2 separate regions of the Mus musculus genome follow, and region 2 is linked to region 1. A link is a contact called in ENCODE Hi-C or POLR2A ChIA-PET data. All regions are on one chromosome and are shown on one strand. Each heading gives the region's core, a stretch centred on a gene start or an enhancer-like site at or near the end of the contact. The rest is flanking DNA. Distances are from core to core; before and after follow the strand shown.

The links. Hi-C counts contacts between places; a loop is a spot of excess contacts on that map. ChIA-PET counts read pairs that join two places held with the same protein, here RNA polymerase II (POLR2A).
Region 2: a loop to region 1 is called in a map of regulatory T cell, with 2.3 times the contacts of the local background. The contact joins the promoter of Zswim7 here to the enhancer-like site in region 1. A Hi-C loop is called at or near these places in 1 of 37 maps with a recorded cell type or tissue (regulatory T cell). POLR2A ChIA-PET finds 5 or more read pairs at or near these places in 1 of 5 experiments (Patski).

What each region holds. Positions count from the first base shown.
Region 1 is chr11:62,219,825-62,222,706 of GRCm38, forward strand. It overlaps Specc1 (sperm antigen with calponin homology and coiled-coil domains 1), which reads left to right. Exons shown (of 15, transcript NM_001281818.1): 15 at 1-2,882. Among named protein-coding and RNA genes, the nearest start is that of Adora2b, 28 kb to the right of the region's middle. Within about 2 kb of position 1,372, at least 1 of the 3 ENCODE cell types and tissues checked has a DNase peak (open chromatin) inside an H3K27ac peak, as active enhancers do.
Region 2 is chr11:62,279,737-62,282,663 of GRCm38, forward strand. It overlaps Zswim7 (zinc finger SWIM-type containing 7), which reads right to left and starts at 1,659. Exons shown (of 5, transcript NM_027198.1): 1 at 1,521-1,659. The coding sequence starts at 1,596. Ttc19 (tetratricopeptide repeat domain 19) reads left to right here and starts at 1,737. Exons shown (of 10, transcript NM_028360.2): 1 at 1,737-1,957; 2 at 2,049-2,152. The coding sequence starts at 1,777.

The DNA.
Region 1 (2,882 bases), core at 122-2,621:
CTTCTCCTTCCCCCCTTCACTAACACTGCTCTGGCCTTGCTTCAGTCAAAACTCTGTCCTTAGCAACTACCTGCCCCAAAATAAAGCAGCACCCCACAGAACAGAAAAACAAACGCAGCTTTTGCCTCTTAGCCACCTAGCAGCACACTGACTAGGGAAATAGTTTGCTCAGCTCTGTGTAACTGAGGACTTAATTACACTGCATAGGTCTCACTGTCCCCATTTGATTCCTCGAGTGTGCAAAGGAGCCTTTGGTGCCTTGCTGATGGTCCACGGGAGGCCAGCTGGCGTGCACATGAACCACACAGCCTGAGTACAGGTCTGGTGTCTTGGCTAATGGAACCATGACCGTTGTCCACATCACCTTCTGCCCTGCTATTTATTTACAGTCCCATTCACACACACATCTGCCTAATATGTGGGACTCAACAGAAGTCCCTGACGCGTGTGAAGCAGCCTGTGCTGGTGAGCTCCTTGCACATTTGAACAGTCCAACAGGGTGGGAAGGCAGAAATAGAAACTGCGTTTTAGTTCCAGACAGAGTTGGTTCTTAGCACTTGTTGGACCTTTTACATTTGCCTAATGATAAAAGCTATGAGAACAGTCACACTTTCCCCTGATATCCTGCTGCTTCTCTGAGAAACAGCGCCCCTTCTTCCCCTCCCCCCTCCCCCCTCCCACCCCCACCCCTGAGTACTCGGGCTCATTGGCTCTAGAGTCTAGGAGCTCCTTGCTACTTTTCTCCGTCAAATAAATGTGCACTTCATAGCAAATGAGGATGCCCCTTTCTCAGACAGTTGGGTGTGCACAAACACCCATTATTGTTCTAAGTGCCAAATAGCCCTGTGCTGGTCCTTTGAGAAAGGACCATGTCCACAGCAACCCCTGAGAATAACCACCATAGTTCTAGTGAATCTCTGCCTGCTTATCTGAGCCACCCTGCTGGCCCGGTCTGTATCCTTGGAGGACCTGAGTTCTGTCCCTCCCTCCAGTCCATCCCTCTGATGGGTGGCAGCTGGGTGCAGCAGCGCTGATTCTCAAACTGTTGTAGCCTCTTGGGGCCACAGGCTCCACCTTCAGGCTCTATCTGTAGTTCTTGGCTGTGGCTCCATCCAGTTCCCCTGGGACTCCTAGCAACTGCATGCCTGACCCTCCAATCAGGTGAGTCAGAATAACTGGAACCTAGCAAAGATGGAGTCTGCAGATTCTCACAGTTCTCCAGAACTGGTGGACAGCCATGCAGAGGGGCAAGACACTCCCCCGCCCCCGCAGCCCCCTGTGCTCCCCACAGGAGCTCCTGAGCAGTAGTCAGCTGTGAAATGGGCCCCTTCATCTCCAGGTGGAAGTCTAGGGCTCAGAACCTCCTTTCTGATGAATGTGTTGCTCAGAAAGCTAGGACTTGTGCTGCGTCAGCACTGGCTGTGTTGATGTCATTGAGGACAGCCCTCACTGTCTCTGGACTTCTGCTCTGCCCAGCGGGGAGAGGGAAGTGCTGTCCCACACATCTAGGTCCTGGTTCCCCACGGGTGATCTCCAGCTATGTAGGGGAGGCCACAGTTAAGGCTTGTAGTTCAGTCTGTCTCTGGCTCTTGTCAGGGTGCTGTCTAGACATTTAGGAGCTCTCAGCAGAGCAGGCTCCATGCCAGTCACTGAACACCTTACAGTTCCTTGTAAGTGTAGGCACTTTGGGGCCCAGCCTCCCTGTGATTGGAATCCAGTTTGCCTAAGACTGGCCAGCCACATGTTCTTGTCTTTATTTTCCTTTGACTTTCTCCTGATTACTACACTTCTTGCCAGGGATGTAGAAGAGAAATGAGATCATTCCCAGTAGAAACAGGTACTGCTGGTGATGGGGGTGAGGCAGAGGGCAGGCAGATAGCACTCTGCTCTGGCGCTCTGACATGGTACCACACTGCTGCATGTGGAGGTTCAGGGTCTGGGAAGAGCTCCAGGGTACAAAAGGGAATATGGAAAACTGACCAGCTAAGAATACCAGCACAGCCGGTGCCTTACATTTTCTCCGGTTTTATTGGGGTGTTTGGGGGTGGGTTTGTTTGTTTATTTGTTTGCTTTGCGTTGGGGATTTTATGAAACAGAATCTCATGGCTGGTCTTGAATGCCTGATCTTCCTGCCTCTGCCTCCCAGGTGCTGAGATTAGACACCATGCCCGGCTTTGGTACTTTGTGGTTTTGCTGTGGTTTTGTTTGTCTTGTGCTTCTTTACTAACTATCATTTGGAGGTTGTCAAAAGCCTCCATGGCCGTGTGTTTCCCCTCTGCCCTCAGCTAAGCACAAGAGAGACCTGCAGAATGCAAGACCTTGAGAAGTTAAACCATGTGGGGAAGCCCGTGGTTTTCTGTGCTGAGTGGTGTCTGAGCTGATGACAGGTGACAGTGCTGAGGCCACACCGACAGGGACAGGGTCCGAGGAACGGCCCTCTCCTCAGTCCCTTCTCACTTTAGCATCCGAGTTTGTCCTTAGTTCTCATTCTTCATCCAGTTGCTCCTCAGCTTTTGTAGGGCATCCAGAATTCAAGCCATGGCTGGGAGAGAGAAAGCCATGTCCTGCCAAGCACGGTGCCCCTGCCTATGACTTCAGCTATTCTGGAGATGGAAGCAGGAGAGTCAGCTGAGCCTGGGGATTTGGTACTAGTCTGGCAAAAGAGACCCTGAGAGGGAGTGGGGCTGTCCCAAAGCAATCGGCCTTCTAGCAGTAATGACTATCTGGAGTATTCTCTTCCCATCTCCCACGAGCACCAGACACATGCCAGTCTCACTGGCCAGTAGAAATGGAGAACTGAGACCCTTAGAGACAAACCCACTCACCAAATCTAGCAGTTTCTAAGTATCCCAGTTAGAGATGCACCACTACCAACACAAATG
Region 2 (2,927 bases), core at 409-2,908, 60 kb after region 1:
CTGAAGGAAGACAGCAGCAGCCCAACCGGACAGCAGCCAGTCCATACTAGGGAAGTCGGCAGGCTCTTCGCAGATTCCTTTATGAAAATGTAACTGATAAAATGTCTTTTTTACCTTAACATTTTGAGTGGAGACCTGTGATAGTGGCATAAAATTTCAAGTTCAAGTAAAAATACATATGTAGAAAACTAAACAAGCTTAGAAAGCCGAGATGGTTATAATTCAGGGGAACCAAGTTACCCAGGAAAGGAAATCATAGCTTCTATATGGTCAAAATCATATACATGCAACCTGGACTTATATTCTGCACGGTTACCAAGGAAGATTGGGGATTAGAAAGGAATACCCAGACCCAATACTGAAAACTGCTCTACTGAAAAATAAACAGGAATTGAGAGTCTGCTCCTGTGTAAGGGGGCCCCTTCAGTTACTGGCATATGGATTAACCAACAGCCCTGTTCTGTAAAACTCATCTCGTTCCAGCATCTCAGAACATCTGTGGTCAAATCCTGGAAGCAAGACCTCACAACAGACTAACACCCCACAACTTCTTTGAAGTCAAAGCATGTTTGAATACCTGGTTGGCTGAATCTTTTACGTAAAAGACCAAAATGAGACTATTCGTTTACTTTTCTAGTCCCATTGAAGCAGTAACTCAAACCAGTTCACAGAGCACAATCAATGAACAATAGGAGTTTTGTGCTCTAATTTGGCTATCATTTAGAGAGGCTATTTTTGGGGAGAGTGCTTTAATTAGTCTACACTTCAAAAGCACCCCCCACCCCACCTCCAGTTTTTTGAGATAAAGTCTCCAGCAGCCCAGTCTGGCCTAGCATTATGTAGCTGAGGTTGACCTTAAACTTTCCCTTTTTCTTTCTTTCTTTTTTTTTTTTTTTTTTTTTTTTTTGTCTCCACTTCCCAAGTGCGGAGACTACAGCCATGTGCCCAGTCTTGTGCGGTGGTGGGGAATCCACGGCAGCTCTCTACATGCCAGGCAAGCCTCTTTACCAGCCGAGCTGCATAGTAGATCCTCATTACTAGTTTTCCCCTTTTGGTAGATCCTCCTACTCTGGTGAGTAAGCAAAGATCATCCTTGGTCGGTCATTTTGTTGGAGACAGGCATAGGGCGACCTCTACAGGCCAGAGGGAAGAAGTAATTTTCAACTTCCCGATTTTTTTTTAAAGGTTTTGCCTCCCTGAATGTTTTTTAGTAAAATCTATTTACTAAACAAAGTAGTAAACAAGGGTATTATTTTTAAACTTTGCATCACGGATTGTGGATAAAGATTCTGAGTAACTCGAAATTGTCTACGCATCTGCCATTCCGCATCCCAGCCCTCGCCCACTCCTTGGATGTACCCAGTGGCTCTCTTTAAGTACCGGGGTTCCCGCACACCGGCTCGCACTCAGGGATCTGACGTCTAGTCACTCAAATCCCTCTATTTAGTTAAGCGATTTAAGGGGCCCAGGCTTCAGGGACATAACCATGCGGGGTAAGAATAAAAGCCCGCAGGCCGTACTTCTCGCGCTGTCTCGCACAGCGGCGGCCATCTCGCTCAGGAGCTCTTCCACCACCTCCGGGAGCGCGACCGCCATGGCACGCCGCCCGTCTTCTCTCCTCCCGGGCGCTGCGAACTTCACGCGCCCTGCAGGCCGGGGGCGGGGCGGGGCGGGACGAGACGGCGTGACGTCAGCATGCGTCATCGCGCATGCGGACTGGCGGGGCGTCCCGGGCCAGCCGTGGCTTAGTGGATCTCTGAGGGAGGACCCGTCGGCATGTTCCGGTTGCTTCGCTGGCGTCTGGGTCGAACCCTGCTGCGGGCCGCGGGCCGGCGGTGTGGGGGTTGTACGGCGCGCCTGCTGCCGGAGCGGACGGGCGACGCGGGGACGGGCGCGGAGCGGCTGCGGACCCGAGGCGCGCCGGCGCGGGGGCACGGGGTGCTGCCGCTGTTGGCAGGTGAGCGGTGCGCTCCGGGCGGGGCCGGCCCGGCGGGGGCGGGGACGCGGGCACGGGCCGGTCCCGGTGACCTCTGAGCCGCTTCTCGCAGCTCTCGCCTGGTTCTCGCGACCCGCGGCGACGGCCGAGCAGCCGGGAGAGGACGCGTCAGACGAGGCGGAGGCCGAGATCATCCAGCTGCTGAAGCAAGCCAAGGTGAGGGGCTCGACCGGGCGCGCGCGCTCTCTGCTCCGGTTTCCCGAGGCCTGGATGGATTGGCCCTGGGTGGAAGGTTGGGATCCATCCAGACTGGTCCAGAGCGAATCCTGCAGCAGAATCGCTGCAGTTGTGAGTGCAGGTGGAGACCCTCACATTTCCTTTATTTATTTATTTATTTTGTCCAAACGTATTGATTGAGGATGTTTTGCGAGGGTGGCTTTAATCAGCTAACCTCCAAGCCGAATGACATTTTGTTCATAGACTATGAATGACGCCCCGAAAATGCAATTTAGTATCGTTTATGCCTATTGGTTTGCGTCTAAATCTGTTTCTCCACATCCTTTTTTTCCCCCCTCCAGGTTTATTTCATCTCTTCCTACGGGTTCAATATCGACTTAATGCCAACAACGTCCAGATTTGTGTTCAGACTGCAGTGTGTCATTGACATGCTGTCTCTATTGCAAGGCCACAGCTATCTCTCAGATTTAGCATGCCCGGGACTAAGCACTTTTTCTTAAATTCCTTCCCCCCAAATATGGCTTTAACAGTGTTCTCTCTATCACCTAAAAAATTAAGCCTAAAAAATCATAGTGGTTCCTCAGGCGGACCCCTGTGTTTGAAACCAGCTTGCTCTACAAAGCAAGTCCAGGACAGCCAGGATTCTGTTACACAGAGAAACCCTGTCTCAAAAAAGAGGAGAAAAAAAAAAAAAAAAACAGAAAATAATCATAATTGTTCTTAAAGTGTGTTGTTGATAATTCCCAGTTACAGC